Linked DNA regions of Mus musculus: all the other regions are linked to region 1. A link is a loop called in an ENCODE intact Hi-C map of the cell type or tissue named here. Cell type or tissue: heart. All regions are shown on one strand. Region 1 holds the start of Gm22245 (a small nuclear RNA gene). Region 2 overlaps Cds2 (CDP-diacylglycerol synthase (phosphatidate cytidylyltransferase) 2). Region 3 overlaps 1700026D11Rik (RIKEN cDNA 1700026D11 gene). Region 4 has its middle 53 kb from the start of Gm46766. Region 5 overlaps Fermt1 (fermitin family member 1). Region 6 holds the start of Cds2 (CDP-diacylglycerol synthase (phosphatidate cytidylyltransferase) 2).

The links. Hi-C counts contacts between places; a loop is a spot of excess contacts. Peaks named below come from ENCODE experiments on the same cell type or tissue, not always from the same donor. Only the 100,000 strongest peaks of a DNase experiment are listed, where the experiment ranks them.
Region 2: a loop joins it to region 1, with 2.1 times the contacts of the local background. A loop is called at or near these places in 4 of 42 quality-filtered maps.
Region 3: it touches region 1 in a loop (7-fold over the local background); 37 of 42 quality-filtered maps call a loop at or near these places.
Region 4: a loop joins it to region 1, with 2.9 times the contacts of the local background. A loop is called at or near these places in 16 of 42 quality-filtered maps.
Region 5: it touches region 1 in a loop (2.8-fold over the local background); 8 of 42 quality-filtered maps call a loop at or near these places.
Region 6: a loop joins it to region 1, with 2.2 times the contacts of the local background. A loop is called at or near these places in 2 of 42 quality-filtered maps.

Annotation. Positions count from the first base shown.
Region 1 is chr2:132,713,387-132,718,386 of GRCm38, reverse strand. All of the region lies in intron 2 of Shld1 (shieldin complex subunit 1), which reads right to left. The region is part of intron 2 of Gm52525 (a long non-coding RNA gene); the gene reads left to right. It overlaps Gm22245 (a small nuclear RNA gene), which reads right to left and starts at 1,283; the gene lies at 1,179-1,283. In heart, a CTCF peak has its summit at 2,001 (motif pointing right); DNase peaks (open chromatin) are centred at 2,066 and 2,856; H3K27ac peaks cover 1,416 bases.
Region 2 is chr2:132,289,993-132,294,992 of GRCm38, reverse strand. It overlaps Cds2 (CDP-diacylglycerol synthase (phosphatidate cytidylyltransferase) 2), which reads right to left. Exons shown (of 13, transcript NM_138651.7): 2 at 1,612-1,748; 3 at 513-609. Among named protein-coding and RNA genes, the nearest start is that of Gm46766, 29 kb to the right of the region's middle. In heart, no CTCF peak of the experiment used is centred here; DNase peaks (open chromatin) are centred at 2,712 and 3,612; H3K4me3 peaks cover 383 bases; H3K27ac peaks cover 3,646 bases.
Region 3 is chr2:132,516,424-132,521,423 of GRCm38, reverse strand. 1700026D11Rik (RIKEN cDNA 1700026D11 gene) reads right to left here. Exons shown (of 4, transcript NR_028286.1): 3 at 1,018-1,144. Among named protein-coding and RNA genes, the nearest start is that of 1700026D11Rik, 28 kb to the right of the region's middle. In heart, a CTCF peak has its summit at 4,853 (motif pointing left); no DNase peak of the experiment used is centred here; H3K4me3 peaks cover 565 bases.
Region 4 is chr2:132,313,699-132,318,698 of GRCm38, reverse strand. No RefSeq gene overlaps it. Among named protein-coding and RNA genes, the nearest start is that of Gm46766, 53 kb to the right of the region's middle. In heart, CTCF peaks have their summits at 2,520 (motif pointing left) and 4,493 (motif pointing right); a DNase peak (open chromatin) is centred at 2,498.
Region 5 is chr2:132,901,476-132,906,475 of GRCm38, reverse strand. Fermt1 (fermitin family member 1) reads left to right here. Exons shown (of 15, transcript NM_198029.2): 15 at 1-2,297. Among named protein-coding and RNA genes, the nearest start is that of Lrrn4, 23 kb to the right of the region's middle. In heart, a CTCF peak has its summit at 2,721; no DNase peak of the experiment used is centred here; H3K27me3 peaks cover 397 bases.
Region 6 is chr2:132,260,728-132,265,727 of GRCm38, reverse strand. Cds2 (CDP-diacylglycerol synthase (phosphatidate cytidylyltransferase) 2) reads right to left here and starts at 2,580. Exons shown (of 13, transcript NM_138651.7): 1 at 2,231-2,580. The coding sequence starts at 2,284. It overlaps Gm46766 (a long non-coding RNA gene), which reads right to left and starts at 2,224. Exons shown (of 2, transcript XR_001783482.2): 1 at 1,988-2,224. In heart, CTCF peaks have their summits at 2,567 and 2,769; DNase peaks (open chromatin) are centred at 1,197, 1,827 and 2,597; H3K4me3 peaks cover 2,228 bases; H3K27ac peaks cover 1,865 bases.

The sequences.
Region 1 (5,000 bases):
CCATGGTGACCTGCTTTCAGAGAATCTAACCAAGCCCATGGGTCCAAGAAACCATGACAGAAACCTCACAGATCAGGAGCCACGATAAACCCTTCCTCATTTACGGTTTTTTTTTTTAATGAATATTTTTTCACAGTAACGAGAAAGCTAACCAACATAATAACACAGTGGTCAATAGAAATAAGTCTTCACGTGTCCAAGTCCAGAGGTTGTACCACACCTGGTGAACACACCTGTGACCTACGCACTTTTCTGACAGCAATCAGCGTGTCTCTGTGGTGGAGAGAACTGTGCATGTGTGAGATAGGATGTAGATGGGAAATCTCTGTGCTTCCAATTGCGTTATGAACTTAAAAATGCTTTTAAAAGGATGTGCTTTTATTCTTACATTTTATATTCATCGAATATGGAGAATAGACTAGTTACAGTCTTATGAAAGCTGTTAGGCTGCTAGAAAAGTTCATTCCTGGTCCCTTTATTTAAAACAGGCCTTTCCGTGATGGGAATGTCCTTCATGAGTCACCTAATATGGTGGTCACTCTTAGATCTGTGAAATGTGGTCCCCGTGACTTAGGGCCATGGATTTTAGAGTTAGCTGGCCTTATATAACTGGTGGTACCATATTGGATAGACTGCTCCAGAACCTCCTGGTTCTCCAGCTCCGAATGGAAACTGGATGACCCAAATTCTATTTCTGAGACCTGGCATACAGCACATCGTCTACATTTCCAATCTCTCATATCGGGAAAGAGGCACCATTTGGTACTGCAGCATCTTCTCTCCCAAATAAGCAAGTCTCCCTCCTGTGAACCCAGGGGAAGTGCTCCTACTTGCATATGACTAGAAATCTCCCCGTGCACATTGAAGTGGGATAAGATAAAATAATTATGCTTGTGGCTATTTAGGTATGTATGCATTTTAGAGGAAATTTCTTTAAATGCCGCCCAAATAACTCTACTGTTTAGTGGCACCACGGTAAACACGCTCCTGACATGGAGACACACAGAGGTCGTGGCAGGCAGTGGTAATGCTGCGCTTGGCAAAGGGCCCCGTGCTGACAATGTCTGTACTACAGAGTGAGTATTCTCTTACCAGTTGAGATATTTTTGAAACAGAAAATTTCAAAAGGTACAAAAATTAATACAGCATTAAAGTGAAGCAAAAACTTTCATATTATTTAAAGTATGGACTGTTCCATCACTGTGCACGCCATCCTTGCACAGGGGCCATCCTAATCTTCTCTGTGTCACTCCAATTTTAGTATAGGTGATGCCAAAGCACACACTAACTTAGCTAGTGAGCCAGCTAAGTGGGGTGGGAAACCTGCAGCCAGCCTGATGACCTGGCATCAAAACCCACACAGTGAAAGGTTAGACGAGACTTTCCTAAGCTGTCTTTGGAACACACACACACATTATGTATGGTAAGTTCAAAAAATTAGATTGCAGGTTTTTGTTAAGAAATATGAAAACACACAAATGTGAAAACTCGGGGCTGGGGAGATGCTGAGCAGTTAGGAGCACAGACTGCTCTCCCAGAGGTCCCATGCTCACAAAACCCACACTGGGTGGCTTATAACCTCAGCCGTGGGGAATCCAATGCCTCTTCTGGCCACTGTGGGTATAGAGGTACATGCAGGAAAACCTCCATATATAAAAAAGTAAACATTAAAAAGAAGGAGGATTCAAGGCCAGACAGGGATAGCTAAGACTCAAAAGCAAAACAAAAAACAATCACAACCCCTGAGTCAACCGATAGGGGCTGAGGAGGGAACTGAGGTGCGATGTTGGTGACAAGGAGGCAGAGAAGAGGATTATGTGACAAGAGCAGAGAACACTCACTGTGAGGGCTGGAGGCAGATGGGCCAGGTGGCAGGGGAGCAGAAAGCTGATTCTTTTTTCTCAGTAAATTGAGGAGGAATCAGAATACTAGGAAGCAGATAACACGACCTCCTAAACAACAGCCAGCCTCAGATTTGGACAGGAGGGGGCGCCAAAGCCCAGAGGGCAGCCAGGCCCACAGCCTGAGACCTGGTCAGGTCATAGCAACTTAGCAGCCTTGTGAGAGAACGAGTGGCCACATCTACAGAGATCAGTAGCAGTGGGGTCAGGCACCTCCACTTGCATGCCTCTGGCTTGGCAGGCTGCGGGACTCTGAGGATGGGAATTGCAGCTTCCCCATAGCAACGGATGATCCCATGTCTGTTGTTGCTGTCCCTGCCCTGGGAATTTCTCTTCCTTGGTGCACTGTCAGTGTTGGTCTCTATGGCTTACACAATATGGCAGAAGTGATGCCCCGGTGCACATGCTCATATTCTCTCTCTGTCCCTCTCCCTCTCTGTTTTATTTTGAGAACACTCTGATGCCCAAGAAAGGGGTTTCTGGAGAAGAACCAGAGATTTGAGCCTCTCAGAAGTAGGTTCTCCACCTCTGCCTAGGCTTCAACTTCCCCGCTGAGGCAGAAGCACCTGGCTAAGCTAAGCTAAGCCCTCCTGGGTTTCTTTCCTCCAAAACTGGGTGACGATCAACACGTGTCACTGTCGTCAGTTTGGTTTGGGGTAATTTCTTATTACTCCCCGTGGGTAGCCAAACTCCCTAGTCCTCCACGCTGAGTTCACTACAAAAATCTTCACCAAACCGTACCTTACAGGCTCGATGACAATGTCAATCACAGATGTCCATACAGCTTTTAAAGCCTCATAATTAGTATGTGTACAATGGGTAGATAGACCCACAATCAATTTCCTCAGCGGATGGAACTCAGACGGTGAAAGGTTTTTCAAAAGACTATAAATAGCCATGACATCATCCGGCAACTCAGCAGCACACCAGGCTGGCTTCTCCCTCGCTAGGCTCTTTGTCCAAATTACTCCTGGAGATGAAAGGAAGACCAGGCTAAAGCTGGCTGGAGTGGAGCTTCTGCTGTGAGAAGGTGGAGCCTGCAGGCTAAGCCATCAGACCAAAGGTGACAGAAGTAAGCTTGTGCTAAGCTTGTAGAACCAGCAGGCCACTATCACATAAAATTCTCCACGCTTTATTTTATAAACTTGCTTATGTTTTTTTTCTTTTATTTTGCTTTTAAAATTCTTTTCAAGTAAAAACAGCTTCTATTATGAATATTTTATTATGTTTTATTATTCATCTCCCAAATGGGAAAGGCTGCCTTTACCTTAGACTTCATCCCCAGGAGACAGCACAGGGCCTGGCATAAGCGCTCACTAAGGTCAGCTAAATGAAGACACTGAGTTTGTCCAGTGGGCCAGTCAAAAAACACCCGTTGAATGACTTTGCATCGCAAAAGCTGCCAAGTCTATAAAACTTAACATGATCTATACTTACATGTGCTTACATGGACTCACCCCAACATCTATGGTTTGTGGCTTTCTGGTGTTTTTTATTAAATTTGAGTTTAAAAAATTATTATTATTATTTTTTAAGATAGGGTTTCTCTATGTAGACCCAGCTGGCCTTGAATTTATACAGAGATTCGCCTGCCTCTGCCTCCTGAGTACTGGGATTAAAGGCGTATGCCACCAAGCCCAGCCTAAATTCTGACTTTTAAAAGTCACAGCACCTGTGCAAACACTTTACAAAGAGAGCATTCAGCTACACAAAACCTCACAAGCCCTCATCTCACATTCGCTACTTTTCTGTCACTTTAAACCACAGGGGTTTAAACAGCGCTATAGTTCCTGAGGCACCCGAGGTCAAGAAGGGGTCACTGGATGCTTACCATACTCCGTGAGGTCAAAGTGATGACCAAGATAGACACTGGTTAAGCAAAACTGGGTTTGCAAAGAATCACCTTCAATATCGTCAACTTCTATAATCAGAATAAGTTTGCTTTAAAATTGGTGTGTATAGACTTTAAAACTGGAAGAAAATAATAGAGTCCCTGTCAGGAAGGGGTGCAGCTTTAGGAAAGAACGCATGGATGACCGATCAAGTCAGGAACGGTGAGCGCAGAAACTGGTGCGCAGTACGCAGGCGCACAGCTGTGTTCTGTGGCTGGTTCAGAGGACGCTCTGTTGCTCTGTCGCGCTCTGTCTGGGTCTCCGCACAGAAAGCTTTGCCTCTGAACCCTCTGTTCCCTGATCTGTAAGATACTGTCATGAGGGTCCTCCTTTGGAAGAGGAGGAAGATTACATGAGACAATACATTGTCCTTAGGCTACAAGAGCAATTTTGAGGTCAGGCTTGGCTACGTGACACCTTCTCTCTCTCTCTTTTATTTTTCAGAAGAAATGTTCTTCTCATTTATTTCCATGTGAGGATTAAGCATGGAGCATTACCTTCTGGTATAAGAATTGATCTATTTCCCTATTTGGAAGCCCCCCCACCCCGACCCCTTACTCTATTCATTCATATTCTCTCTCTCTCTCTCTCTCTCTCTCTCTCTCTCTCTCTCTCTCTCTCTCTCTCTCCCTCTCTCTCTCTCTCTCTCTCTCTCTCTCTCATTAGATATTTTGTTAATTTACATTTCAAATGTTATCCCCTTTCCTGGTTTCCCCTCTGAAAACTCCCTATCCCCTCCTCCCCTCCCCCTGCTCCCCAATCCACCCACTCTCTCTTCCTGGCCCTGGCATTCCCCTATACTGGGGCATAGAACCTTCACAGGACCAAGGGCCTCTCCTCCCATTGATGACCCATTAGGCCATTCTCTGCTACATATGCAGCTAGAGCCACGAGTCCCACCATGTGTTTTCATTGGTTGATGGATAGGGAGCTCTGGGGATACTGGTTAGTTCCTATTGTTGTTCCTCCTAGGGATACACATTCCCGGGGCTGGAGGGTGGCTCAGCGGTGATGAGCACTTGCTGTTCCAGCTGAGGACCAGCGTTCAGTTTCCAGCACCCACAGCACAACCATCTCTAACTCCAGTCCCAGGAGATCAGTGGCCACGTGCACTTACTTTCTCCTTTTACACAGAAAACTGGCATCTTAGTCTCAGAACTCACTTGATAAGCAAAAGAATTGGTCCCCTCCCATCTCTAATGCTGTT
Region 2 (5,000 bases), 420 kb after region 1:
GCCGGCCATGGGGAGCAAGCAGGCCAACAGTGATCCTCCGTGCTCTCTGCTTCAGCTCCTGCCTCCAATGTTCTGCCCCAAATCCTTCATGATGGAGGTGGTCAGCTCATGTAAACCAGATAAACCCTTTCTCTCCTCCCCAAGTTGTTTTTGGACATGGTGTTGATCACAGCAACCGAAAGCCAAACTAAAACAGGCGGGAGGACTGAAGTCCTTTGGCCTGCAACTGCTTAATGAAGTGTTCTAAGTCTGTGAGTCAAGCCCCAAGAACACAAGAAACAAAGCCAGAGTCTCACACGAACCAACAGCCGGGGTCACCACTCATGCCAGTGACCCTACAGCTGGCACATGGAAAAGTCACAGGTGCTCCGAGACAGAGGGTTCTGAGAAACCTGGAGCTCCAAAGAGTCCCAGAAGCAACTTTCCACCAGGCACTGTCAGCAGCAGACTGGAGATGACAATCCCAAGAAAAGCTGAATGCAACATTAACATGGCTTGTCAACGATACTTACAATCATCATCAAAACCATTGGTCCCAGGTAAATGATAATGAAGAAAAACGCGATCATGGCCAAAGTCAGGATGCCTCTCACCCACCAGTTCTTCCACCTACGTAGAGAGAAAGATCTGTCAGGCACAAGCCAAGGAGGTGGGACTAGAGGCCCCTAAGTGTAACCCTCTCCACAGCATCACCTCAGCAGAGGCACAGCTGGTGAGGGCAAGACCTCAGCACCACTGCCTGCTCACATCTGTCACTCAGCAGGTGCAGAAGCCACTAGCACACTCCTCAAAGCATGGCGGCAGTGCAGGGAGAGCCAGAGAGAAGGTAGTGTCCTTCCCTTCTGTGTCTGTGGCCACTTCTTTTTTTTTTTTTTTTTTTTTTTTTTTTGGTTTTCTGAGACAGGGTTTCTCTGTGAATCCCTGGCTGTCCTGGAACTCACTCTGTAGACCAGGACAGCCTCGAACTCAGAAATCTGCCTGCCTCTGCCTCCCAAGTGCTGGGATTAAAGGTGTGTGTCACCACTGCCCGGTACTGTGGCCACTTCTATCTGAAAAGAGGAAGCTAAAATCGGTTTCCCTGCAGCTGGCTTCTACAGAGCATGGTCCTGAAATCACAATGATAACAGCTGTCTTAGACCACAAATGCCGACTGCCACAAATATGCACCAGGCTTGTCTACAAGAATATGCGGCAACCCACCCCACCATCAACACAACAAACTGGATAGGTTTTAATTCAAATGCATTTTTAAATCAGCACGTAATATCTGTACATATTATGCTGAGAAATGAAAACAGACTCCACGGCAAGCTAGTGGTAAGGCTAAGGATTCACGATGCCCTACCCACGGGAGGGACACAAGGACACAGGGACACTTTCAGAGAATGCTTTGCAATCTCATGATTTATGCTTCTCAGGCATGCACACAGCTGTTGTTAAGAGGACTGGTTTTGGGGGCGGGGGTCAGGAGTCTTAGACTTCTTAGTTCTTCCTGGACTGAAGGAAATGTTCACAGTGGGTGTACATGGAGGAGAGAAAATAACCTTGAGCCGCAAACCCTAAAAGCCTGTCTTACCCAGCAATGGACACATGCACACTAAGCCAGGTTACCTTGAGGACAGGTTGGAAAGGGCCCTGTTAAGGACCTCTGGGGTGTCATCTACGGAGGTTGGTAGGGGAGCTGTTTCCGCTCGGCTCTCGCTGTCAGACGCTGTCTCTCCATCTAGCTTTGCTTCGGACTCTGATTCCTACACAACGCAAAAATAAAGAGCAAAGGTCAAAACTGCTGGGGAACTACTAAAAGTGAACAGTTGTCACAGGAGATCCCATTAAAAGAACTCAGTGCACTGGCATAGTGAGGTGACAAGATAGATGGGCCACAGTAATCCTGACAGTGTTCTGACATGAGTAGAGACAGGGATGCCATACCCAATCTGTCAACAGCCCCACACCGTGGACCCTGGAGGAGGTATAAGAAGACAGAAATGGCCTCCAAAGAATGCAAAGAGAGGAGGCTGTGACTGACTTCTGAGGGCCTGGCCCTGAGCCTGCCATCGTTTAAGTATCCCAGGCTCACCCCTATGTCAGCCTAAGCACGCAGAAATAGCTGTCCATTTCTGAAAACCCTGCTCCTCCTGCACCTGCACCTAACCAAGGGGAAGAACCACGGCCTCTATCACCACTGACCAAGATAGCTGAACACTTTGATATTCTCATTTTATGAAAGGACTCAGTAAGGGTCCCCCTCATCCTTAGGGGTTCCTTTGTGTGTTGTCTTGTTTTACAGTACTGGGAAATTAAGCCTAGGGCCTTGTTCATGTAAGACCAAAACATTATCTACCACTGATCTATATCCTCCGGTCCAGTGTAGGGATTCCCTGAGGAGAGAGAAGCAAATGGCGCCAGAGCTGTGTCCCACTCCACTGTCAGGCTTTAAACACTAACACCTCCATGACTGCTCCTCTCAGAGAAAGTGAAGTCCTGGCACCAACATCAACTTTCCATTCGTTAACATTTACACTCACACCTTACTGGCAACCTGTAGTAAGACTAGATAATAATGCCACGTGGTGGCTATTGTAGCTCTGATCCCTAAACCTCAGGGCTTCAAACTGTAAGCACCTGCCCTGCCCGACCTGCAATCCACCCACAGACACACTCTAGGAGCATCCAGAAGCCACAGAAACTGAGCCAAGCATCAGAGAAGGCCCAGCACAGGGTTATTTTTAACTTATCTATCCCGTTGTCAAGGAGACTCACTGAGACTGCTGGGTTCCTAGGCAGGAAAGGACAAAAACAAAGGCTAGTGATGGGGGGTGGGGAGAGAAGGGTGAGGGTTGGTTTACGGAGAGGATGCTAAGAATCTCTGGCCATATAAGGTGGCATGTATCTACAATCCTGTGATTTCAGCTCCCAAAAGGATGAGGCAGGAGACTGCATTGAGTCTGAGGCTTGCATGGGTCTACAGCAAATTTCCAAATCAGTCAAGGGTATACAGTAGAAATGTCTAAAAAATAAAATAAGAAGTCAGGAGGTCATAGTGGCACACACCTTTAGTCTCAGCACTCAGAAGCTAGAGACAGGCGAATCTCTCAGTTTATTGAGTTCCAGAAAAGCCAAGACTAGATAGAGAAACCCTGATTTAGAAAACCAAAAAATAGTCTCCAGTAAGTAAATAAATAAAATAGTCTTTTATGGACCCCAAGCCTGACATACATCTTCCCTGACCTGATTCTACTTCCTCTTAAAAGAAGAGGAAAGAGAGGTATCCTGAGGCTCAAGTCAGGAAAAGGATACAGAACTCACAAAGCACTATGGCTGCTGCCACTACCTCAGGATGACTGGGATAAGGGACCAAGACACGGAGTAAGTCTAGAAGAAGCAGGCCTCAAGGAAGGGAACTCCCCAGGTTTTACCAGCCTCCAATGAGCAAGCTCAGGAAGTCTCTGAAATAAACACCTTGGAGCCCTTCTTAGGAGTACCGCTAGGCAAGAGGCCAATGCCCATTCAGGCTCCTACCCACAGCTGGGAATGCTGAAGCTGGCCACCTCCGCTACTCACCCTTACAGCCAGGCAGAGGTCAGGACCAAGCACACCAAGAACCTAGAGCCTGCAGTTTTTCTGGCCTCTCCTTAACCCACAGGCACCTCCTTCCACTCAGGATAGCTGTCAAAGGGAAGCACCCCACAGCAGCTTCCATGCTGGGCTGAAGACAGACCTGAGCCCAAATTCTGGCCCGTAATAAAAGCAGCACATACTGGGCAGAGAGCTCAGAATGAGGGACTGGAGGGCTTGCTCTGCGGTGAAGAGGGCCTGCTCCCTCCCCTTCCAGAAGATCTGAGTTCAGTGTACAGCATTCACATCTTTCTGTTACCCCAGCTCAAGAGCTCGCCTGGCCACACCAGGGACCAACACACATGCAGCACCCACACACATTGTAAGTGTTTGCTTGCTTGCTTGCTTGCTTGCTTTGAAGTCAGCAGTGGAGCCGAGAGGACGGCTCAGTGGGAAGACAGCTGCTGTCAGGCCTGATGGCCTGACTTCATTCTCTAGTATACAGAGAACGAGAGCCAACTTGCAAAAGGTTGTCCTCTGGCTTCCACACACATGCCTCCATCCCACAATAAGTAACTAAATACACATTTAAAAAAAATAACAGCCGGGCAGTGGTGGCCCATACCTTTAATCCCAGCACTTGGGAGGCAGAGGCAGGCGGATCTCTGAGTTCGAGGCCAGCCTGGTCTACAAAGTGAGTTCCAGGACAGCCAGGGCTACACAGAGAAACCCTGCCTCCCCGCCCCCCAAAAAAAACCCTGAAAACAAAACAAAACAAAAACAATTCAGAAGTACAGGAAAACTGTCTGCAGCAGGTGGCAGCTCTAGTCTGGGAAGGAAGGCTGGGTCATGTTCACCACACTTAGCACAGGTCTCCTTCTCTGGTCCTCCATTAGGAAAAAGACTCCCTTATCTCACACAGTTAGAGGAAACCAGGGTAGCTATCCCATCAGCCGCTCCTGCTCCCACCTCTCAGGAACAAACAAAACACACAGGTCAGAAGCAAAACAAAACCTTCAACAGCCGGCCAAAGTGAGCACCATTCCCAAGGGGTGGGGGGAGAGAGGGAGAACTCTGGGCTAGGCACTTTACAAATTACTTGAATGCAGAATTTGCCTGGGTGACCTCATTTCACACAAGCAACCCAACCAAAATTGAAGACCCCTTAAGGCACTTGTGATGTCTAACAAACGCAGGCTACCTGTTAAAGCAGTCACCTGCCATTCATGGTGATGTTGCAGGTTAACCTTGGCAGTGTGTACATTGCCCCTTTTTGCTTTTATTGTACAGTCAGTACTATAAAATTTGTTTTGAGTTTTATAACTTTGTAGCATTTTAGATAAGGTTGTGTTTGTACTTGTGTAGAGTGAAAGGACTGTTGAATAAAACCTAGGATTAGAATGCAAAAAAAAAAAAAAAAAAAAAAGAATGCATGTGTGTGCTCA
Region 3 (5,000 bases), 200 kb after region 1:
TAAGTGAGAGAACACATGTGATACCAAAGGGATGGAGATGAATATGGGACCGGTAGTGAAAAGGTTTTCATGGAAATGGAGATGGGATGGTAAGGAAGGGGTAGGGGTTAGCCAAAACCACACTTGTATGTACCATATGGAAAGAAACCTACTGCATTGTCATCTTAAAGGTTAAATGGGAGATGCCCTGCATGGTGGATAGGGCTCCCTGGGAAGCTATCAGTTATTAAACAAAAATTCCCATTCCTGGAACGGGATACCTCCGTAAAAGCTGTTAGTCAGAGAGGCCCCAGAGGTTACAGAAACCACACAGGCGGTTGCCTTTGCTCTTGGTCCTTCAGCAGAACTATATGGCAAGGCCCTACCACCGAAGACCCCACACTTCAGTTGTGGGCCTGGAGAAATAAAGCTGGGACAGATCTGGAATATTCTTTCCCGTGGGTTACTTTTCATAGTGCTGGAAGGTGCTATGCAGGCTGATGAGAGAGAAAACACAACGGTTTTAGCCAGATGGGAACTCTGTGCTACAAAAATGACCTTCCAGGCAGGTGTGCCTACTGGGCAGCACTGGTACGACTGCTGGGTAGGGAGGAGGAGGGCAGGAGGGAAACAACTGTTTTCTGATTAGATTTTAGGTCTTTATCCTAGGAGGGAACTCATGCCTAGTACCGTAAATGTGGCAGAGAGCTCATGGGTTGGGTGACAACAGGCCCTGGGGCAGCCAACTGCTTTTGCTAAATGCACAAGCTGCTTTCTAAATAGGTTTTATGTCACTGTCAGTCTTGGTCAGAGAAGGGTCTTTTTTCTTTCATTACCGGTTAAAGTGGTGGTGGTGCAAGTTAACAGAGAACGTAGATCGGTACTGCGACCCTGACTTGGTTGGGGTCACGCACCTTTCCCCCCTTGAACTTGGAAGCAGAGTTTCTTTACCATCACGTCACGTACTGTGCACACACTGTTTTCTGTTTTGTTTTAGACAGGGTCTCACTATGTAGCCTTGGCTGGCCTAGTACTCACTATGTAGACCAGACGGCCCTCCTCGAAATAATAGATATTCTCCTGCCTCTGCAGGCATTAAAGGTGTGTCCTGCTAGGCATAGTCCATGTTGCTCGTCTTTGTCAACTTCACACAAACTAGAGACACCTGAAAAGAAACAACAGTTAGAAGTTGCCTCCGTCAGACTAGCCCACGGGCATACCTGGTGGGACATTTTCTTGGTGACTGGTATAGGAGGGCTCAGCCCAATTTAGGAATGTGGTCCTGGCTTGCATAAGAGAGGTGAGAAAGCTATAGGGATTGTGTTGGTTTGGATCAGAACGGCCCCCATTAAGGCTCATATATTCGAATAACTTAGTCTTAGGGGAGTAGTAATACTTGAGAAGGCCAAGGAAGTGTGGCCTTGTTGGAGGAAGTGTGTCACAGGGGGGGTGGGGGGGAGCCAGACCTAGTGGCTCAACTGTTACCTGTTGTAACTGGCTGCCTGCAGATCCAGCTGTAGAACTCTCAGCTACTTCTCTAGCGTTATTTCTGCCTCTATCGTGCCAGCGTGCCAGAGTGCCACCCTGCTCCCTGTCATGATGATTATGGACTAAACCTCTGAAACTGGAAGCCAGCACCAGAGAAATGCTTTCTTTTGTAAGAGTTGCCGTGATAATGGTGTCTCTCCACAGCAATAGAACACTGAGGAAGACAGGGGAGCAACCTGGAAGCAGCTCTCCTCCACAGCTTCTCCCTGCAGGTCCTGCCTTGACTTCTCTTGGTGAGGAACCTGGGTGTAGTTAGATGAGATACCACCCCGCCCCCCGCCCCTATTTTTCTTCACATTGCTTCTGGTTTTAGTGTTTACAAGGGCAACAGAAAATAAACTAGTGCCCACATTCCTCTTCAGACAACGCATCTGGTTCTTCTAGGAACCCCTTGGCTTCCTCTCAGCCCCGAGCGACACAGATTCTCATTTTTGAACAGTGGTGCGAGCTTCCCCACCCCAGTTACAATCAGATTCATAGTTTCCATTCAAGCATATTCCCAATGCACCGGCCATGAAGAACAGGAAGGCCGATCTGGCCTGAGCTAGTTTTAGGTATATGAGCATTGAGGTAAAGCTGTATCTTCAGGAAACCTTACTCCTATACAGAATCGGATGCGCATTTGATTAAGACCAGGTGCATCATGGGGAGAGACATACAGCCAACTTTGAGAACTACCATAACTGCACCCCTTAGTCACCAGCTGCTCCTTCTCTTGAACCCCATAAAAGCAACTTCCAGCAACAATTGTGGCCCTTGAGTATCCTCACTCGTGCGGTCGTTGTCGAGTTTGCCAGGGAACCCTTCTGTATCTTCGTGATCACTGCTTCAAATGAGTCTTCTTGCTTCTGTGCAGATCTGTGGGTTTGCAGTTCTCTGGGTAAGACGCCAAGACCCTGGAAACACCCGATAACACTGAGGATAAGTGACCGTCGAGGGCTGCGCTTAAATGGGGGCATCCATATCACCTGCATCCAAGGCTCAGGGGGACACTGTGAAGGGAAGGTCGAGATGACTTCAGAGCCGGAGGATGGGGAGGCTGCCACAAAACGGTGTCTCCTAGTCAAGACATGGCTGCACACACCTGTGAAGTCACCGAAGCTGTTATCGTTTGTCCAAGACAGGGCTCATCAACACTTCATCCCTGACGAGAGAGGGACTCACGAGGCCCGGCCCACTCCCAAGGCATTGTTAGCAGAAATGGGTTGCAGGGGAGACGTGTGTCTCCTCCGTGCTGCAGCCTCTGATAAGCACGTCATCTCTGTTCCAGTAAACAATCCCACCCCGCCCCCATGCTCATGCAAGAAACCAGAATTAAACTTAGTGGGTCATGGGGGTGGGGGTGGGGGAACACCACACTCTGCCTTTTGTGCCTGTGAGTTTAGAGCTTTTGAGCTTATGACCTTCCCAGCAAGAATCAATAAAGTAGGGGATGCCCAGGCAGGGCAGACTCTGGAAGGACAGGATGGGAGGGAAGGTTGCAGTCTCTGTTCTCCTTTCTGGCTCAGTGTTGGGTCGTGGTTCACCTCCTCTCTGGCATTGAAAGCAGCTCCCATCCTGACATCTTCTAATATAACCCCAGGCGGAACAGAATGAGCAAACAGGCAGGCCTGAGGAGCATGGGGTAAGAGGGAGGGTGACTGCAGGGTGGGGGCTAGGAGAGAGCACGCTGCTGCTTCTGGAGCAATGGTCCCCGACCTGTGAGCTGCAACCCCCTTGGGAGTGGTGGGGAAACCCCCTTTCACAGATATCCTGCATATCAGATATGTACATTATGATTCATAATAGTTGCAACGAAAATAATTTAATATTTGGGGGTCACCACAGCATGAACTGTGTCAAAGGGTCATAGCATTAGGAAGGTTGAAGGCCGTTGCTGTAGAGGTCTGGCTGAGGCTCCTGCGTCATTGGGGGCTGTGTGACAGACCACAGCAGACCTGGCTGCCCAGGGCGTGGTAATGCAGGAGGGCTGGGGGTGGGGGTGGGGGTCGGTAGACCCGGATCCGCCTTCTACCAGTCTGCAGACAGAAGCCAATTCTTAGTGAGGAGGACAGAACAATAACTGAGGCCACAGGCCCAGGACTCCCTGGGGACATCCAAGGCTCCCGTGCTGGCTGTTAGAGGAGCTGGGTGCCAACCCATGGCATTTTGGATTTCCATGTAGTTGGGTCTACAATTGACATGAAAACCCATTTCTCATTAGAGCCCCCTCCCTGCCTGCTCAAGCCCATCTTTTGCTCTCTTCTATTCTGTGTGGAGGAGCTCTCTCTGAGTGCCTGCCTGCATGTATGCATACAAACCACACTCATGCCTGGTGCCCTCAGAGGCCAGAAGGCCACATTGGAACTGGAGTTACGGATGGTTGTTAGCCAGCCTGTGAGTGGTGGGATTGAACCTGGGTCTGGAAGAGCAGCTAGGTCCTTAATCATGGATCCCTCTCTCCAACCGTTGTCGTTTTGAAATTGCTTTGTGGAGAGCCCTTTGGGGTGCTGGCATTGGCCAAGGACAAGGAAATGCTCTGGCAGGAATCTGACACTGGCCATGACAAGGACGTAAGCTCAGGCAGGAATCTGACTGGGCTGTAATAGAGAAGTAGGCTTCAGGCAAGATTTGGGGCTTGGACAACGAAGTGGGCTCAAGTATTTTGGTTGTTCTGACAAGCCCTTTTAAACAACTGTCACAGGACTATTCATGGGACTTCACTTACTGCCTTGCTAGTTCCTTATTGTACTGCTCGCCCTGAATACTTGCAGGTAATTTAAATGGTACAAAAAAGCGGATTGGGAAAGTTAAATTTGCCTTTTAATTGTCTTGGAATTGTCTACTTTTTTCTTTTCAATCCTCACTCCTGAGCTGGAGAACCTGTTGACTGACTGAGCGGGCTTGGTCATTGCTTCTTGCTAGGTTGCTCTGGCTGGCCTGGAACTCACAGAGAGCCCCTCTCTCTGCCTCCCAAATAATGAGACTACAGCCATGTGCCACCATGGCCAGATTTCGTGGGGTTTTGTTGTCGTTGTTGTTGTGGTGGTGGTGGTGGTGGTGGTTTTCCAGGCTGCCTCCTTATGTAGTTGAGCTGGCCAGGACCTTGCTACAGTTCTCTGGTCATATCCTCTAAATGCTGAGATTACAGATATGTGCAGCCATGCCTGGTTTTGAATTTTTTATGAATTGCTGGTCATAATTGTCATTGATTCCATTTTAAGGGATATTCTCAATAGGTAGCTAAATAATCGTACTAGTTGCAAAAACATATTTCCAGTGAAGAGGTGTTATTCCATTTTAGAAGAGCGGGGAGCGATAAAATTTTAGTCGTGAGCGCCACCTAGTGGACACCATGTGCACCAGGTCACTGCAGCACTGTAATCTGTTTACCAGTGTACCTCAGCTTTTGCACGGATTTCCAGCAAGACTTCTGTTTACCGCTGTGAACAGACACCATGACGAAGGCAACTCTCATAAGGACAAAATTTAAT
Region 4 (5,000 bases), 400 kb after region 1:
AGCCATTCTGACTGGTGTGAGGTGGAATCTCAGGGTTGTTTTGATTTGCATTTCCCTGATGACTAAGGATGTTGAACATTTTTTCAGGTGCTTCTCTGCCATTCGGTATTCCTCAGGTGAGAAACCTTTTTCAGTTCTGAGCCCCATTTTTAATGGGGTTATTTGATTTTATGGAGTCTACCTTCTTGAGTTCTTTATATATATTGGATATTAGTCCCCTGTCCGATTTGGGATAGGTAAAGATCCTTTCCCAATCTGTTGGTGGTCTTTTTATCTTATTGACGGTGTCTTTTGCCTTGCAGAAGCTTTGCAATTTTATGAGGTCCCATTTATCGATTCTCGATCTTACAGCACAAGCCATTGCTGTTCTATTCAGGAATTTTTCCCCTGTACCCATATCTTCGAGGCTTTTCCCTACTTTCTCCTCTATAAATTTCAGTTTCTCTGGTTTTATGTGGAGTTCCTTAATCCACTTAGATTTGACCTTAGTACAAGGAGATAGGAATGGATCAATTCGCAATCTTCTACATGATAACAGCCAGTTGTGCCAGCACCATTTGTTGAAAATGCTGTCTTTTTTCCACTGGATGGTTTTAGCTCCCTTGTCAAAGATCAAGTGACCATAGGTGTGTGGGTTCATCTCTGGGTCTTCAATTCTGTTCCATTGGTCTACTTGTCTGTCGCTATACCAGTACCATGCAGTTTTTATCACAATTGCTCTGTAGTACAGTTTTAGGTCGGGCATGGTGATTCCACCAGAGGTTCTTTTATCCTTGAGAAGAGTTTTTGCTATCCTAGGTTTTTTGTTATTCCAGATGAATCTGCCGATTGCCCTTTCTAATTCGTTGAAGAATTGAGTTGGAATTTTGATGGGGATTGCATTGAATCTGTAGATTGCTTTTGGCAAGATAGCCATTTTTACTATATTGATCCTGCCGATCCATGAGCATGGAGATCTTTCCATCTTCTGAGATCTTCTTTAATTTCTTTCTTCAGAGACATGAAGTTCTTGTCATACAGATCTTTCACTTCCTTAGTTAGACAAAAGCAAACATTTAACTGGGGCTGGCTTACAGTCTCAGAAGTTTAGTTCACTATCATCATGGTAGGAAGCATGGCAGCATGCAGGCAAACTTGGTGCTGGAGGAGCTGAGAGTTCTACATCTTCATCAGAAGGCAGTAGAAGAGACTGTCTTCCTCAGGCAGCCAGGGGAGACTCTGTTGTGCACTGGGTGTAGCTTGAACTTATTTATGAGACCTCAAAGACTGTCTATACTGTGACACACTTCCACCAGCAAGGCCACACCCACTCCAACAAGGCCACACCTTTTTTTTTTTTTTTTTTTTTTTTTTGAGACAGATTTCTCTGTATAAACCCTGGCTGTCCTGGAACTCACTCTGTAGACCAGGCTGGTCTTGAACTCAGAAATCTGCCTGCCTTTGCCTCCTAAGTGCTAGGATTAAAGTCGTGTGCCACCACTGCCTGGCTAAGGCCATACCTCTCTTTTTTTTAATTTTTATTTTATATATATATATATATATATATATATATATATATGACGAATAAACTGTAGCCATCTTTAGACACACCAGAAGAGGGCATCAGATCCCTTTACAGATGGTTGTGAGCCACCATGTAGTTGCTGGGAATTGAATTCAGGACCTCTGGAAGAACAGTCAGTGCTCTTAACCGCTGAGCCATCTCTCCAGCCCAAGGCCATACCTCTTAATAGTGCCAATCTCTTGGCCAAATATTGAAACACATGAATCTATGGATCCAAACCTCTTCAAACCACCACAATGAGGAACTGTATTACAGGGTCACAGCAGTAGGGAGGTTGAGAGCCTCTGCATTATACCATGAGGAAATATAACTAATGCAGGTAGACACTGCATTACTCATTTTACACTGAAGAAGGGGTAGCACAGACAGGGCTAGTAACCTGCCCAGTGCCACACAGCCAGTCAGCAATCCCCCAACTGAAACAGAAAGGACAAGCCATTCCACCTCTACAGGTGTGCAAGGAGATCTGTGAGGGAGGCCCAGCACTGGCTGGGAATCGGAACAAGGCCATGAGATGTTCAGGTGGCATCCTAATGCGCCCTAGGCTGCCTGAGCTAAGTCAGCTCTGGTAGTTATAGCCTGCCCTCCTCTCTGTTCCCGAGACAAAACATTCCTTCTGGGTGCAAACAGTTGCAATACAGCACCAATTTCCCTGGAATACTGAGGCCAGTTCTTTCTTTTGCATAGAAAGGCATTCACTCCTCAGACCACGCTGATCCCATGACAAACAGAAGCTTCTGGCCAGTGACTATCGGCTGCTAGCAACTGGAGCAGGGCTTTGCATATTTTCTCAGCTACCTCTGCTTCATGCAGAGGAGGCTAAGTGGTTGAGCAGTCTCATCAACGCAGAAGAAAACAGTGAGGTTGGGCCTGGATCTTACTCAACTGTGTCCTGAGCTGGAGCGCTTGAGCCTGACTCCTGGTTCACTGCTGCCCTCTCCTGGGCTTTTGGCAGCACTGCCTGACTGCAAAGAGTACTGCAGTTTTGATTTGGTTGGCTGGTTTGGAGTTTATTGTTATTACTGTTATGGTTTTTTTTAGATACTCACATCATTTCCCCTTCCCTTTTCTCACTCCAAACCCTCCCGTATACCACCTCTTGCTCTCTTTCAAATGTGTGGTCTTTTTTTTTTTTTCATTAATTGCTGTAACACTCATGCATGCATATAGGAACTGAGTTTTACTCAGGCCTCTCAAACTGCAGAGACCAGGGACAGCATTTCCATCAAATGGAAGATGGGGCAGGCAGAGGCAGAAGGGAGGCATTTCTTGTTCTCCAATCTACTACAGGGCCTCTCAAAATTGCACATATTATAAAATTGTACATGTGTATAAAAATCGTATAGGAAATGAGAATGTAGCTCAGAGATAGACGACCTGGCATGTACCCCCAGGCCATTCTCCTTTACAAATAGTCAGGATTAAAGGTGGCCACTTCTCAAGAATTCTTCTGTGTATCGAGGACTCCATACAAAACAAAACACTTCTTTTATTGCTATAAACACTCATCTATCCACTAACCAAATTCAATCGTGTAACCCGACTTCTCACCCCAGCAGGTCCCTCTGGTTCTCTCTACTTGGCTTTCTGGGTGTCTTCTTACTTTGGAGAATCAGATACCTTTTTAGGTAAGAACGTAGGCAGGCAGGCAGGCAGATGGATAATGTATGATAGGTAAGAGGGTACACAGATGATAGGTAGGTTAAGTAGGCACGTACATAGATAAATAATAATTAGATAGATAGGTCGGACAATAGATAGATAAATAGATGATAGGTAGGTGGATAGGTAGATGATAGGTAAGTAGGTAGATAAATAACTGATATGTAGTTGGGTGGATACATACATGCTTACATACATACATACATACATACATACATACTAGATGACGGACAGTGTGGTGATCTGAATGAGAACCACCCACCATGGACTCGGATGTTTGAACACTCGGTCCCCGGTTAGTACGGTTTAGGTGTGGCCCTAGTGGAGGAAGTCTGTCACTACGGTGGGCTAAAAGGTTTCAAAGCCACACACCATTACCAATTCCCTGTCTCTGCCTTGTGCTTGTGAGCCATTAGCTTCTGCTCCAGCCACCATGGCTGCCGCCTGCTGCCGCCCCTCCATCCTGGACTCTTTCTTACCCCTCTGCAACTGTAAGCCCAAATGAATTCTTCATCTACAAGTTGCTGTTCTCATGGTGTCTTATCATAACAAACAGAAAAGTGACTGATACAGATAAATCAGATGGGCAGGTAGCTAGATAGACAGACAGCTTGTGCTGAGTACAGGTGACCATTTGACAGGCAGCACACAGACATGCTGAAGTCCCTCCCTTTGTCACACTGTGAAAGGTCTGCACCTGTGGGGTGAGTGATTCCTTGACAGCCATTCATGGTTTTTTTTTCCCCCTCTTTCTACTTAAATAATTGGGCAAGATTTAATATTTAAACAAAACCTTTAGTGTCGATGACATAAAAAGACCCAACCTCAAACCCTTGACATTACTTGTAAACAAGCTAATAATAGATCTTTAAATGGAAAAATAAACACCTTCTGTGGAAGCGTCTAAGTGCTGGATATACGCCATCTGAAGACACTCTGCCTTAAGCTTAGTAGGACCAATTTGTATAGTCTGTGACTTTAAAGAAATCTGTATGATTAAAAAAAGTTTTAGAACAACACAAAATTATGAATGAACTAAAGATGGTGGCAGTGTTAGGAAGGAAAGGGAGAGGACAGCTTTCCAGAAAAAAGGCGTCCACGTCCAAATGACCTCTCCAGGAACTGTGGGGCGGCCTCTGAGAGGAGAGCCCCCAATCAAGGCTCCGATGCAGCCTGGTAATGAAGCAGAAAAAGTACAAAAGAAACATTCTTTTTCTTTTTTAAGATTTATTTATTATTATATCCAAGTATATTGTTGCTGTCCTCAGACGCACCAGAAGAGGGCATCAGATCTCATTACGGATGGTTGTGAGCCACCGTGTGGTTGCTGGGAATTGAACTCAGGACCTTTGGAAGAGCAGTCAGTGCTCTCACCTGCTGAGCCATCTCGCCAGCCTGAAACATTTCTATAGGAAACTGGATGTTTAACATTCCATGACCTTTAGAGACAGGGTGTCCCACTCAGCCAGGAACCACCTCAGACTCATCATCCTCTGCTCCTCACCCCCCCCCCCAGGTGTCTTGACTACCAGCAAGCACCACACTTAACCTTAATGCTTTTTCAGACACCATCTGCTTTCCTGTGCTTGTGCCAAGAGAACCCCTCTCTGCCCTATGCCATCCCCTCTGTTCTATGACCCCCCTCTGTCCTATGGCCCCCTCTCTGTCCTATGCCCCCTGTCCTATGGCCCCCTCTATCCTATGCCTCCCCTCCCATCTTATGCTCCTGTCCTATGGACCCCTCTCTGTCCTATGCCCCCTGTCCTATGGCCCC
Region 5 (5,000 bases), 190 kb before region 1:
GGGCTCCTGCTTCTTTTCCTATAAAGTGGGTGGAGGGGAGAGAGGGCTGGTACCCTATGGATGCTCTAAGGCCCATCATGGCTCCCCAGCAACATGGCTTTGCAGGCACATGTAAGTGCTAGCCGGCAGCTGACCTGCTTGTATGCCTCACGGTAAGTCAGCAGTGAGCAGAGAGGGGTAATAGGGATGCATAGCAAGTACAAATCTCGCTCCACACACTCTGGTCCTTCCTTTACAAAACTGAGCGTAGCTTACATCTTGCCAAAGTGGCAGAGGGAGTCTTAACACCTTTTTTCTTTGGAGGTCAAAGAGATGAGTGGGAAGGAGCAGGTTACAGGGGTCTTCGGCATCATCGGTTTACTGTGACTGTCACATCTGTTAAGGTGACCACTCACCATCTGGTCTAACCGTTGTTCCTCACAGTATGGCTGACATGAGAAGCTCCACTCCTAGAGAATCCCACAGACACACTGAAGCCCTTCTTAAAGACACAGGTGCTGAAGGGATAAGTGGGAGCCCAGTCTCAGCCAAGATCCAAGACTCAGTCGATTTGGTCCTGGGCTGGGTCTCAAGAAAACAGGCCTGGTTCTCTGTTAACCAAAAGCAACTTCCACAGAGCTGGAAAGATATAGGTCAGCAGTTAAGAGGGCTTGCTGCTCTTACGGAGGACCTCAGCTGAGTTCCAAGTACCTAGCTTTAAGGGATCTGATGTCTTCTTCTGAACTCTGTGAGTACCTGCACACACACACACACACACACACACACACACACACACACACACACACACACACAAACCCTGGCAGGATTCCAAGTCCATTCAGGTCTCCGTTCCAGCCAACCAAGCCAAGTAAGAGAAGGCAGGCAAATCTGTTTCAGAGTCCACCATGTTGAAGTTCTATTTTTAAAGTCATGTCCGGTCTGGGTTATAAAAAAGTGTTCTTACCACTCAGCTGCATTCTGGATGTGGAGTCTGCCTCTATGATCCTTGCCATTTTTCCCTAAACACCTTCAGCTTTGTAAATCACAAGACAATAACAGACTCTTGGGAGCTGTTTTTTGCAGTATCATCCCTGTCCTGCTATAAGCATAAGCCCTTGGCAGCTGCCTGAATGTCATGTTCTGGTTTTTCAGTAGGAGGGAATGAGTGGGTTTTGAGTAAGTGGACTGCAGCCTCAGAGCTAAAGGGAGGTGTTTTCTATTGTCGATACACAGCCTTCTCCTTCCACACGAACTCAGACTGCACAGATAGAGCAAGAGCTTTCCTTGAACCTGGCATGTTTTAGGGTTTTGGATGGAGCCCAGAGACCTTCAAGCCTCAGCTGTTGCTTTGTTTCCCAACAAGGTCACCTGGGAAGGGAGAGTTCTGCAATTCTCAGAAGACTGTCCTGGCCTGAGACCACAGACATGAGCCAGAAGAACCTTCTGGAGGTTTCTTTTAGCCTTTCCAGATACCCACTGAATTCCTGGGGCTCAGTTTTGGTTGGCAATACTTTAAGCATTTGGAAGATCTGGTTCCCATCATCAAGAACTTAATGTGGGGTGTTTTTCCACAGTCAAGTATGTTAAGTGCTGCAGGAACCATGGTGCTGTCCTTTCCTCTGCTGTCCTGGGCTCTGCTGTTTAGGGCCTAGACAGGGTGCAGGATACTCCTGGGTGCACTACACTAGGCTGGGTGGAGTATACACACAGTGTGCATGCCTTTAATCCCAGAACTCAGGAGGCAGATGCAAGCAGACATCTGTGAGTCTGAGGCCAGCCAAGGCTCCATAATTTTTCAAATGAAAAATATTTGCATGCTATAGCCTGGACAGATCTTCCAAATCCTGGTCACAATGACCTCCTTGATTACATGTCACCTTGATTACATGTTGCCCATGAGAATTCAGCTTCCCTAGAATGCCAGACCAGGCCTTCAGGTCAGCCCCTCCTTTGCTTTGTATGGTTGGCTGAGATTTCTGTAAAACTCCTGGAGGAGTTGGCTCCCAACGTTATGCAGTTTTAGGTAGCATTTCTCCCGTGGTTACACAGCTACATCTCAAAGGAATAAATTGGTATAAGAGGAAAAGGCTAAATGCCATTGTTCTAAAGAAAAGTATGGTCCTTTTTTTTTAGGAAGAGGGGGTTAACATTTGGATACAAATGGTCAGGTGACTTGTCCTTGCTGAAATTGTAATTTGTTTGTCACACACATCCCATTCACTTTACTATCTGCCATAGATGCTGAAATCTGCACTGTATTATTTATATGAGTTTAAATTTGATTTTTATATGTGTTTGAATATAGTTCAGTTGTGGCCTATCCTGCCTGCTGTCTTGTTTAAAGGTGACCATTCTCTCTGCTATGTAGGGAGAGCCCACTCAGGCCTGCCATGTGTCTCTGCACACCAAGATTCCAGCTCCTTCTCCAGGCAACTAGAGTGTGCTTGGCCTTGAGTTCTAAGATGTCAACTAAGACCTTTTCTTAATCTTTGCTTTTAGCTCTTCTCTCATTGGTGGGTATCAGATACCCTGTCCTATCCTCACCATGGCCTGTCTTGCCCCTTTCTAGATCTTGAGAAACTACCAGAAAGCAAATAACCATATAACAAGAGAGAAAAGAAGAGTCAAGTTCCCAGCGTTTGATAGCTGAATGCTGAGGGCACCTCTTTATTTCAAGGATAATGATCCCTATGGTTTATAGAAATCTCTCAACATGCAATTCTCACATCAGCCCATAGGGGGCAAAAGAGCTCTTCTACTCATTCTACTGAAGAGCCAAAACTACCCTCAGCTTGTAGGACTGAAAAGCCCTGTGGAAAAGGATCCGAAGCCAAGTTTGTCAACCTTCTCCAGCCCTGCTCAGCCTTGAGGCACTAGCCACCTCCCACTCAGTGAGGTTCAGTGTCCCCAGGTTCAGTGTGACCCAATGGCTTACCATTCCCAGCCACCAAGTCAACATGCCCACATGGGAAACATGCCCGCTTGGGAAACTGGCTGCACCAGAGTTAGATGGGTAAGATAGAGGTAGACCAAAGAAGTCTGGGAGACCGAAGAATACCTCACTAGAAGGTTTTTGTTGCTGTTTTAAATTTGGGTTTTGAATCTAAACAGTGAGGAAACAAGGCGTCTTTCTGTCTGAAAGCTAGTCCTTTCGTCTGCAGACTTAGAAGCCAAGGTGCTATGCAGTAATTATTTCCTGAAGTAATTTAAAAATCATTTTAATTGATCTAAGGATGTATCTCGGTTGGGAGAGTATGTGCCCAGCATGCGTGAAGCACGATTTCAAAGCACATCCATATAATTGTGAACTTAAGTGTACATGGTAAATTCTCAGACTTCTTCGCATAGGAAAACTGTCCTGCTAAGTAAAGAATAGGATCCTGATAATTAAACCAGACCTGAGTCCAGAGTCACAAGGAACCCAATCTTTAATGCCACCAGATTAAAAGATATAGACTCCAGGAATGCTCCCAACATTTGTGATCACATGACATGAAAAAGCAGGCTCTAAGGGTGAGGCAGAGCCCTTTGTGGGGGAGCAGAAGACTTACGGGAAGGGAGGCCCCAAAGCCTATGTGGTATGATTCAAGCAATGCATCCTCCTGAAAGGCCTTGGGGACCCTCCATAGGGCCTGTAACAGGGAAGGCAAGGTGCTGGCAGTGGGGCAACTAGTTTGAAACCTAGCTGGATTGTCCACTGGCCTGTTAGGAGAGAGCAAGGACACTGTTCCTGGCAGCCTGGCATTGTAACTGTCAGATATTCTGGGAACTGGAGATGGCTAGAGTACTAACAGAAGGGGCTAGGTCCCTATGCTGTCACTCAAGTTTCTGCCTGTCCTCAAAGAACCAGGACTGAAAGCCAAGCTAACCTCTGAGAACCACTACTACTTTTTGTTTTTTAAAGTAAAACCAGTGTCTCTTTCCCCCAAAGATACAGACATCAAATGTGAATTTCCTCATTGCTGTTGAAGGCCAGGTGCCATATGTTAAACCCACATTGGTTTCAACCTGAGGCCTGGCTACTCCAAGTGTAGCTACTCCAGAGTCGGCAAGGCTCTGTAAGGCATATGGAAGGAGGCCTGTGCAAATGTCAATCCAACCTTGTAATCTTCAGCTCCTCTGACTATGCCATTTACATTTCATGCTAAAAAGACAGGCTGCTCCATTAGCACAGAGGCCCCAGGGCAAGAGAGATCCCAGGAGGTGAAACAGCTATGCAAAGTTAGGAGGCAGTGGGTGAAACCAGCTGCTACCTTCCCCAAAGGGCAGTTTCAACAATATAGCTCATAGGTTGTGGCAGAGAGAGATTGGTTTTGAGAGAGGCGTGGAATGATGCTGACTGTCACTTGTGCTCCGTGCCTCCCTCAAGCTCTCTCCTCAGTCAGGCATGGACTATAAGCTTCATGGCACAACGTTAGAAATGAAGTGCTGGGGAATGTTTACAGACTCTGTGGCGGGGGGGGGGGGGGGGGGGGGGAGGGGGGGGGTTGGGGGGGGGGATGCTGATTTGTCAAGTCCTAGGATGTAAAGACTCATGCATGCCACAGCTACTGTGACAGTAGTGGGCAGAGGCTTGGAAGGAACGAGATGTGGACATCAGGTGACCCCGCTGAGATAATCCAGCCCCAGCACACAGTGTAATTGTGCATGAAGTCACGAAGCTCATCAAGGTCATGAACGAAGGAAGCAAGGCTTTGAGTCCTGATCTTCTGAACTCAAGTACACTCTTCAGCACTGCCCTTGACTTTTCAGTGTGAATTCAGACTTCTATGCCAGGAATCCTGGATTGTAGTTATTATTCATGATAGCATCCTTTGTGAGGCAGGGAAGTGTAGAGAACAGTTTGGTTTCCCAAAACTCCACCTCCCTCTCTCCTTTCTCTGTTCTTTGTCTCTGTGTCTGTCTGTCCGTCTGCCTGTCTCTCTCCCCTCTCTGTATCCCTCTGTCTTTCTGTCTCTCTGTCTCTGTCTCTCTGTCTCTGTCTCTCTCTCTCTCTCTCTCTCTCTCTCTTACAGAGAAAT
Region 6 (5,000 bases), 450 kb after region 1:
CTATACAGAGAAACCCTGTCTCAAAATAACAACAACAAAAAAAAAAAAGAAAGAAAGAAAGAAAGAAAGAGAGAAAGAAAGAAAGAAAGAAAATTAAATTTTTTTCATTTATTAAAAAAATACTTATTTTTTAATATTTGTATTTATGCTATTAAAAATCCTATGCACGACAATTCAGAAACAGTAAGTAATCACTACTCGGCGTGGGCCGATTGCCTACAACAATCTTTTAAGCAGAATGCGTAACTGTTATGTTTTAGGGAGCATACGCCTAGCAGACCTCACAACCAACCACAAGGTTCTTTCACTGTACACGTGGTTTAAATGCACTTGTAATTACTAAGGCTGGACAGCTCCTCAACCTAAAATATGGAAGTGAATGTTAAGAGTCAACTGACACTTTACGTTTGGGGAATGGAGCCAAAGAGCTGGGTGGGGAGAGTAAAAGCTGCCTCGCCCCTACTAATATCACAGTTGTTTTGTCTTGTCTAATTGTTACAGTAAATACCTGTGTGAAGATGTATTCCAACAGCTATCAGACTTCGACTGGTTGGTTGGTTTTGTTTGAGACTGGGTTTCTCTACGTAGCCCTGGCTGTCCCGGAACTTGCTCTGTAGACCAGGCTGGGTTTAGAGGATTCAGAGATCCACCTGCCACTGCCTCTGCTGGGACCACAGGCATGACCCAGCTAGACCTTCTTTCTTTCTTCTCCCCCTTCTCACACCTTCAAGTCACCCTTAATTAGACAAGGTGGCATTCAAACCCACCAAAGAATATTCAGAACACAGTTTTCTTCAGGGCCAATCCACTATCCTCGGGGAAGATTAGCGATTTCTAAGTATTGTCTTTGCAAGGTACTCCTCAAATCTGGACCTCAGCCCTAGACCTTCTCCAAAGGAAGAGAGTTCTCCTCTGATGACCCACTGTCTACAACTGTAACAGAGTTGTTTAAACCCTTTATCTTTCATCTGAACTATTCTTCCTAGTAAAATTACTGTTGGCATACTGACCCTAAGGCTTACGCTTGTTTCCTTCCTGATGTTCTAACCAATTCAAACACAGTAAAAAGGTACAAGCTGGCTAGGGGGCTAGTGCCTTTATACAGCACAGGATAGGCAGAGGTGGAGGAGGTCCAAACTAGCTAGCAGGGCTTCCTAGAGAGATTCTATCTAAAACAAAAGTTCTGATGTCAAACGTGGGTGCTTAGGCTTGATGCTGTTTCCTTAAACAGCATTGGGGGGTGGGGTGCCTTTAGTCCCAGCACTCAGAAGGATCTCTGGGATGGAGGCCAGCCTGATCTACAGATCAAGTTCCAGGACAGCCAGGGCTACAAAGAGAAACCCAGTCTCGAACAAGCAAACAAAGATACTAAACTCTGTCAACTATTAATCAGGGGAAACGCGGCATATCCTCCTCCTTTATTGAAGACAGGCTAGAAACAGACCTTCAACGGAACCCTTATTTCCGTATCAGCACGCAGGCCTACGTACGAGAGCTTCTGCAGGTCACAAGCTGACAATCTCTGACTTAACCAGTCTCCATCATTCTGGTCCAGGCTACCTCAGCCGGTTCTACTCATCACTCACTGATCCGAACCACAAATACGGTCCGTCATTCAATGTCCACAGTAAAACAACCACCCTCCACCTTTCTCAACTTCACACAAACCTCGCACTTTCAACCAAAGGAGCGCCCCCACATTGGCTGTGTCCCTGCCAAAATGGCCTCCTCCTTACCTTCCTCCTTTACCCCATCAATGCCCACACTTGGCGCAGTAAACAAACCCACCATTGGGAGCACACACCTGCTCACTAACCCGCCCTCTCACGGAGTGGATCAAGACTCCTCTCTGATAGAACCAACAGATTTAATGTTTTAATCAAGTTCAAAAGAAGGTTTTAATCTCCCAGGAGACAAATGCTATGGCCTGAGTCCTCCCCCATTCCCCAATCAACAGCAATACTTGTAAAGCAAGCGGTGAGCCTACATCGCGCTCTCCGGGCCCCAAGCAAGGTCTGTGGGGTGTCCAGCGTCCACATCGGGAAGGCCTAGGGAAGGCGAAGACCCTCCAGAGCTCACGCGCTACTCCCCGCGCCCGCAGACCGCTGTCCCCACAAGCAAAAGACACCCGCCGACCCTCTGCGCAACCCAGGCCTGGTACCCAGGGCCGCGATAAAGGTCAGAGGGCGAGGCTGCCGGCGCGCCCCTCCGCACTTAACGATGCCTCTACCTTGTCCTCCGGAGGTGCGTCCTCGCGGACAACCCTCTGCCGTAGTTCGGTCATGCTGGGGACCCCGGCGCGACGTCACCCCGAGTGAGCAGCACGGTGGCCGCGGGGGTCGGCTCAGTGAGCACGGGCTCTCGGCGGGCCCGAGCACCTCGCAGCCCCACCGTGCCTCGCACAGCCCCTGCAGCAGCGCCACTAGCCCCGAGCCCGGCCCCGCCCAGCACCGCTGCCGCCGCCCTTGCCCGGAGAGCGGAGCCGCTGTTTCCCCAGCGGCCGCTCGCTCCTCCTCCCGGGAAGCTGCGAGCCAGCGCGCACGCGCACTGCCGCCATCTCCGCCTGGAACCCCAGACGCCAGGAGGCGGGGCAGCCTGGCGGGGGTGGGGGCGTGAGCGGAGTTCGAGACACTCATTGGACAAAACCTAGAGGGGGCGGGAGAAAAAGAGCAGAGTGAACCAATGGGGTCCTTGCGTCCTACCGCAAGTCCCCGCGCGCGAGTGCTGGGTCCAGAAGGTAACCTGTTACCGGGGGACAACAGCGCCTCGTAGCGGCCTAGACTTGCTGCTCTCAGCTTGGGAGTCCAAACGAAGAGACCAGGTGGACCTCTGAACATCATAGCAGGAGGTGAAACCTGTTTCAGCTCACTTTGCCTTGCCAAGCCATGGTCGCTGGTAACTTAGTGAGCACTGATTCTGTCTAAGCACCGAACTCAGAAATAGTCTCGTCCCAATCACACACCTTTTTTGTTCACAGCACTCCAGAGACAAAGGCAAGTGGATCTGATCTATGTAACCTGTTCCACTGCTACTGAGACCCTGTATCAAAAAACAAACAACCACAACAAAAAACACTTAGAAATGGATATGATATCTGCAAGTAACATCATCCAAGATATTGCTTGTCTTAAGTTTTTGTCTTGTTTTGTGCTGAAGGTAGAACTCAGGACCTATGGGCTAGCGAGATGGTTCAGTGGGTAAGAACACTGACTGCTCTTCCAAAGGTCCTGAGTTCAAATCCCAGCAACCACATGGTGACTCACAACCACCCGTAATGAGATCTTACGCCCTCTTCTGGTGTATCAGAAGTCAGCTACAGTGTACTCATGTATAAAAATAAATCGTTCAAAAAAAAAAAAAAACCCTCAGGTTTGGCTCTTGTTAACCACAACTTCTGTGAGTAAGTTAACACCCACATCTAATTCTTTGAAAACCTTTGGGCTGAAAGGAATGTTTCCTATGGAGCCCCTCCCTCTATTCCTGACCTAGTTTAAGCATTTAGCCAGCAGCTACAAGGGTACGAGTAAGAATTAGAACTCAGACGTTTGTTACCACGCTGTAACCAATGTTCACATATGCTGCCTGAATTCAGTATTATGGGTGCTGTTCCAGCATTGTTCTCATGCAAAACAGGGCTCCCAGTCCTTAGCCAGATTGCAATCTCAAAGAAGTCTTCCACACCAAGGGTCAGGTTCCTTTTAGAGATTTTGACCAGAGCTGTGAGTTTTCAGAAAATAGGAAGAGTTCTGAAAAAGACTTACATTCTCAAATTCTTGTTATGATGTTTCAAATTAACAGCAAAATACTTAGACAAACTTCAGCCCTCTGGTCTTTGCATTTTATTTGCTATTTAACAGCTTTGCACAAATGCTTGGGTGCTCTTGTTCCTCTACTGGTGTTTGCTGGTTTTGTTGGGTTTGGGTTTTTGCTTTGTTCTGTTAGAAATAAATACCTTTTGAAGCCAGACTTTGGCTACTTTGTGGGCTTTTTTCTTTCTTCTACCCTTCTCCACCCTCTTCTTCCACCCTTTCAACACCCTATCACTATGTAGGAAAGGAAAAGAAAAAGGATAGAGGTGAAGGGTGGTGATAATATCATGTGACTATTTTCTGATAATTAAGGGCGTCAAGTTCCTTGGAGCAAGTTTGAGACCAGAATACATGGCTAGAGAAATGGTTCAATGGTTAGGCGCACTTATTGCTCTTGCAGAGGAAGGAGGTTTGGTTCTCAGCACCCATACAGGACGAACTGCCCATAATTCTGGTTCCAAGGGACTCAAGTCCCTCCTCTGGCCTCTAGGATCGTCTGCAATTACATGGTACACGTGTACACGTAACTCATACAGTCACATGCATACAAAAAATAAAATAAAATATTATCTTTAAAAATAATACAGGACTGGAGAGATGGCTCAGTGACTAGGAGAGCTGGCTGTTCTTCCAGAGGACCTGAGCTAAATTCTCAGCCACACATGGGAGCCCGTAACTGTCTGAGACTACAGTCCTAGGGGATTCAACCTCCTCGTCTAGCCTCTGAGGGCACCAGCTACACACATAGTGCACAGATGCACATAGAGACAAAACACCCACACACAGAAATAAACCAAGACCTGGAAATCAATCGATATAAATCAGAGTCATGAAACTCGATGAGGTGTGTACTCAGTGAGATAATGCCTTCCGACTCGGCCTGAACAAGGTTCTCACTTAGCATCATCAAACCTAACTGAGCGCAAACCAAATGCATCCCTAAAATCAGTGTGGTAGGGAGCAGGACTCCATTAACCGGACATTCTAGAAACCATGCTAATAGCACTTCAACTTTAATGCCTCGCCTTCAATAGCAGAAAGAAAAGTAAAAAATGTTCCTGTCATCCTTCATGTGCTTCCTCTGTTCCTTGGGGTTGGTTCTCATTGGTTGGTTCTCATTGGTTGGTTCTCATTGGTTGGTTGGTTGGTTGGTTCTCATTGATTGGTTGGTTGGTTTGGGTTGTTTGTTTG